2 separate regions of the Homo sapiens genome follow, and region 2 is linked to region 1. The links are chromatin contacts, found by Hi-C or POLR2A ChIA-PET in ENCODE. All regions are on one chromosome and are shown on one strand. Each heading gives the region's core, a stretch centred on a gene start or an enhancer-like site at or near the end of the contact. The rest is flanking DNA. Distances are from core to core; before and after follow the strand shown.

What was found. A loop is a pair of places that touch in the nucleus more often than their neighbours do. ChIA-PET counts read pairs that join two places held with the same protein, here RNA polymerase II (POLR2A). Pooled maps may share reads with other maps.
Region 2: a loop to region 1 is called in a pooled map, with 2.1 times the contacts of the local background. The contact joins two enhancer-like sites. A Hi-C loop is called at or near these places in 26 of 168 maps with a recorded cell type or tissue (A673, B cell, Caco-2 and 18 more), 26 of 37 single-sample maps with no recorded cell type and 28 of 50 pooled maps. POLR2A ChIA-PET finds 5 or more read pairs at or near these places in 14 of 52 experiments (A549, AG04450, H1 and 10 more).

What each region holds. Positions count from the first base shown.
Region 1 is chr13:95,379,554-95,382,253 of GRCh38, forward strand. The region is part of intron 1 of LOC124903193 (a long non-coding RNA gene); the gene reads right to left. Among named protein-coding and RNA genes, the nearest start is that of ABCC4, 79 kb to the left of the region's middle. RefSeq lists a silencer at 1,170-1,219 and an enhancer at 1,500-1,549. Within about 2 kb of position 1,303, at least 3 of the 41 ENCODE cell types and tissues checked have a DNase peak (open chromatin) inside an H3K27ac peak, as active enhancers do.
Region 2 is chr13:95,313,315-95,316,014 of GRCh38, forward strand. No RefSeq gene overlaps it. Among named protein-coding and RNA genes, the nearest start is that of ABCC4, 13 kb to the left of the region's middle. Within about 2 kb of position 1,262, at least 3 of the 41 ENCODE cell types and tissues checked have a DNase peak (open chromatin) inside an H3K27ac peak, as active enhancers do.

The sequences.
Region 1 (2,700 bases), core at 53-2,552:
ACCCTGGCCAACATGGTGAAACCCCATCTCTACTAAAAAATACAAAAATTAGCCAGGCTTGGTGATATGCCCCTGTAGTCCCAGCTACTCGGGAGGCAGAGGCAGAAGAGTCTCTTGAACCCGGGAGGCAGAGGCTGCAGTGAGCTAAGATTGCATGACTGCACTCCAGTCTGGGCAACAGAGAGAAACTCCATCTCAAAAAAAATAATAATAATAGTAATAATTTGTTCGGCCAGGTGCAGTGGCTCACACTTGTAATCCTGGCATTTTGGGAAGCCGAGACAGGCAGATGACAAGGTCAGGAGTTCGAGACCTGCCTGGCCAATATGGTGAAACCCCGTCTCTACAAAAAATACAAATTAGCCGGGTGTGGTGGCAGGCACCTGTAGTCCCAGCTACTCGGGAGGCTGAGGCAGGAGAGTCGCTTGAACCTGGGAGGCGGAGGTTGCAGTGAGCCGAGATGGTGCCATTGCACTCCAGCCTGGGTGACAGTGCGAGATTCCACCTCAAAAACAAACAAACAAACAAACTCTGGTTTCTGGTAGCCATAGGACTAATAAAGACCCAAGTTTTGGTGGTTTGGGTTGCAGAATTAATTTTTTTAAATTTTTATTTATTTATTTATTTTTGAGACAGAGTCTCATTCTGTCGCCCAGGCTGGAGTGTAATGGCACAATCTGGGCTCACTGCAACCTCTGCCTCCTGGGTTCCTGCCTCAGCTTCCTGAGTAGCTGGGATTACAGGCACGTGCCACCACACCCAGCTAATTTTTGTAGTTTTAATAGAGATGGGGTTTCGCATGTTAGCTAGGCTGGTCTCAAACTCCTGACCTCAGGTGATCCACCTTCCTCGGCCTCCCAAAAGTGCTGGGATTACAAGCGTGAGCCGCTGTGCCTGGCCGAGGTTGCAGAATTATGATAAACTGATTTAGAAGCTGATGCAGGACAAGGAACCCCCAAAACTGGGGCTTAGCCTAGGAATGTTCTTGGCTTCCTCCAGGAAAGAATTCAAGGGCAAGCCGGTAGTATCAGATGACAATCTTTTATTGAATGGTCTTGTTCCTTGTGGAGCAGGGATAACTCATGGGCAGTGTCCCCAGCCTCTGCAGAGTACGGGCTGTTGGGAACTATATTTATGCCCACTTTCGACTATATGCAAATTAAGGAGTGGGTTAATGCAAATTGAGGAGAGCGTTGTTTAGAACTTTCTAGGAAAAGGGCGGTAACTTTTGGGTCCTTGCCCTGGCATTTGTAAGCTGTCATGGGCTGATGGGAGTGTCTTAACGCTAATGAGCAGCGAGGGCAGCCAGAGGTTTCCTTTGGTGCCACCTGCTGGTTCCTGCCAGCTTCTCCCTTTTTTCTCATGTGGAAACTGGGGCATAAATTGAGAACTGAGACCTTGAGAAATTTTTTTTTTTTTGAGACAGAGTCTCGCTCTTTCAGGCTGGAGTGCAGTGGCGAGATCTCAGCTCACTGCAACCTCCGTCTCCCTGGTTCAAGTGATTCTCTTGTCTCAACCTTCCAAGTAACTGGGATTACAGGCGAGGGCCACCACGCCCAGCTAATTTTTGTATTTTTAGTAGACTTTACCAGCTTGGTCAGGCTGGTCTCAAACTCCTGACCTCAAATGATCCACCCGCCTCGGCCTCCCAAAGTGCTGGGATTACAGACGTGAGCCACAGCGCCTGGCCAATTTTTTTTTTTTAACATTTTTTCCTTTTTTTTTTTTTTTTGTAGAGACAGTCTCCCTGTGTTACCCAAGCTGGTCTCTAGAACTCCTAGGCTTAAGCGATTCTCCCACCTCCGCCTCTCAAAGTGTTGAGATTACAAGTGTGAGCCACTGCAGCTGGCTGAGAATTGGGGATATTTGTGTGGATTTGGAAGAATATAAAAATCTTGAGAAACACCAAAGGCCCTGAATACCCATTGCAAGTGGAATCACGCTTCTCTCCCATTTCTGAGAAGACTAGGCTCCTTTTCCAGGGTGAAAACACCCCGTTAGTTGGAGTCTGTTCTATGTGATGGGGCATGTGCTTTGAACCAGCAATCAAAATAATATTTCTCTCATAGTCAGAATACAGGTCCAGGAATCAAGTGGTACAAGTTGGAATAGCTCCTCTCACTGTTAAATTTAGTAGTCCTAAGTTTTGCTTCCTGCTCCTGAATATTTTTGTGTTTTTTTACATCTTTTTTTTTCTTTTTTTGAGACAAGGTCTCACTTTATCTCCCAGGCTGGAGTGCAGTGGCACAATCTTGGCTCACTACAGACTCAAATTTCTGGGCTCAGATGATCCTCCCACCTCAGCCTCCCAAGTAGCTGGGACTCTACAGGCACACATCATCATACCCAGCTAATTTTTTAATTTTTTGTAGAGACAAGGTCTCGCCATGTTGCTTACGTTAGTCTCAAACTCCTGGACTCAAGCAATCCTCCTGCCTTGACCTCCCAAAGTGTTAGGATTACAGGTGAAGGCCACTGTGCCTGGCCTTACGGGTCATTCTTTATTTCCAAGAGAAGAATGCTTCCACCAAGGGACACATTATTGGTTCCAAGTGAACCAACTATTTGGGACTCTTTATGTCACTGAACCAATATGCAAAGAAAGAGGCAAATTACTGACTGGAGTAATTAATTCCAATTACAAGAAGACGTAGAGTTGTTACTACATAGTGGAGCAGGGAAGACTAAGTCCAAAAACCT
Region 2 (2,700 bases), core at 12-2,511, 66 kb before region 1:
AATGCTGGGATTACAGGTGTGAGTCACTGAGCCTGGCCTAAAGTGAGGTTTTTTTGTTTGTTTGTTTGTTTGTTTGTTTTTAATTAAACATTTGTTTTAAAAAAGAAGTACTGTAATTACAATATACAGATTAACAGGTTTTGTGAATTCCAGAAGTCTATCTTCAAAAAAACAAACCTGTTCCTAAACAAAACCATCACTGATGTTAACTTTCTCAGCAATACATAGCAAATGAAATATCAACATCTGGCTGGGTACAGTGGCTCATGCCTGTAATCCTAGCACTTTGGGAGGCTGGGGCAGGCGGTTCACCTGAGGTCGGGAGTTGGAAACCAACCTGACCAACATGGAGAAACCCCATCTCTACTAAAAATACAAAATTAGCCAAGTGTGGTGGTGCATGCCTGTAATCCCAGCTACTTGGGAGGCTAAGGCAGGAGAATCGCTTGAACCAGGGAGGTGGAGGTTGCAGTGAGCCAAGATGGTGCCATTGCACTCCAGCCTGGGCAACAAGAATAAAACTCCGCCTCAAAAAAAAAAAAAGAAAAGAAAAGAAAGAAATATCAACATGTATATGAAAAACATAACAGGCCAGGCACGGTAGCTCATGCCTGTAATCCTGTCACTTTGGGAGGCGGAGGCAAGAGGATCACTGGAGCCCAGGAGTTCAAGACCAGCCTGGGCAATATAGCAAAACCCTGTCTCTACAAAAAAAAAACCCAAAAAATCAGCTAGGCATGGTGGTATGCACTGGTAGTCCCAGCTACTCAGGAGGCTGAGATGGGAGGATCACTTGAGCCTGGGTGGTCGAGGCTACAGTGAGCCATGACTACACCACTGCACTCCAGCCTGGGTGACAGAATGAGACTGTCTCAAAAAAAAAAAAAAGAAAGAAAAAGAAAAACATAACAAAAAATCCAGGATCCCAAGAAATTAGCTTCAGTTTAGAATTATGCTTCAGACCAAATATTATATCATAGAAAGGAAATGTATAAATGTATGGCAAAATATGATTTTTTTTCTTTCAGTAGCTATACTTCACTGAATGAGTAATTGTACCTTTTTACTGTTTCACTAAATCCTTACAATACTACTCTGAGGAATGTATTATTGTCTTTTTACAGATAATAAAGCCCAGAGAAAGGTGAAGTACATTCTCCAAAATGGAAAAAAAAATAAGATTTGCCAATGCCCATGAACATTGTACCACTTTGGTCTGCCTCTCTCTCCACTTCAGATGTCATGTTAGAGTCAGCAGCAGATCAAGGAACAGTCACTGAGTAAACATTTCTGATGTGGTTGATGTAATCTAGCACCACGAGGCTGGACGTGTATGAAGCCAGATTGCAAAAGCAAACAGGTGCCTTAGGGCAACTAGAAATGGGGACACCACAGCTATGTTGGGTAGAATGACAGGCAGGAAAGCCATGGCCCTTCAAAACCTACAATATAGACATTATAATCAGAACAGTAGAAAAAATCAACTTGTCTAGCAGAGACATCCATTTTTTAAAACTGCCAAGGCTCTGATAATTGTAATTTTAAAGTATATCTGACCTTGGCCAGGCACGCTGGCTCACACCTGTAATCCCAGCAGTTTGGCAGGCTGAGGCAGGTGGATCACCTGAAGTCAGGAGTTGGAGACCAGATTGGCCAACATGGTGAAACCCCGTCTCTACTAAAAATACAAAAATTAGCCTGGCGTGGTGGCATATGCCTGTAGCTACTCGGGAGGCTGAAGCAGGAGAATCGCTTGAACCTGGGAGGCAGAGGTTGCAGTGAGCCAAAATTGCACCATTGCACTCCAGCCTGGACAACAAGAGCTAAACTCCATCTCAACGAAATAAAAATAAATAAAGTATATTTGACCTTAAAGGACTAAAATTGGCACAGATTACATAGACACCTATTGTAGAGAAAAATTAAATTAGAACTAGATTATTCAATGACACATTACATAAGAACAACAGCTCTTATGTACCCATCAGCAGTATTTGCTGAATGTGTACAGGAAGCCATCACTCACAATTTTATTTACAAATAAAATGTAAACTAATCTTCAAGAGATAAGGGAGAATCTTGTGCCTGCTAGTTCAATCTGCTGCTTAAAAAAAAAGAAAAGAAAAGAAAAAAAAAAGCTGGCCAGGCGCGGTGGCTCACGCCTGTAATCCTAGCACTTTGGAAGGCTGAGGCAGGTGGATCACCTGAGGTCAGGAATTTGAGACCAGCTCGACCAACATGGCGAAACCCCATCTCTACTAAAAATACAAAAATTAGCTGGGCATGATGGCAGGTGACTGTAATCCCAGCTACTTGGGAGGCTGAGGTAGGAGAATCGCTTGAACTCAGGAGGTGGAGGTTGCAGTGAGCCGAAATTGCACCACTGCACTCCAGCCTGGGTGACAGAGCAAGACTCCATCTCAAAAAAAAAAAAAAAAAGTATTATTTCTGAAAGCAAGTAGAAAAAGGAATGTCTCCATCTGTTTCTTTCTTTTTTTTCCTAATAGAGACGAGGTCTCATTGTGTTGCCAGACTGGTCTTGAACTCCTGAACTCAAGTGATCCTCCTGCCTCAGCCTCCTAAAGTGCTAAAATTAGAGGTGTGAGTCACCATGCCTGGCCTCCATCTCCTTTTGATGCTGTTTTTTGTTTGTTTGTTTGTTCGTTTCTGAGACAGAGCCTCACTCTGTTTTCCAGGCTG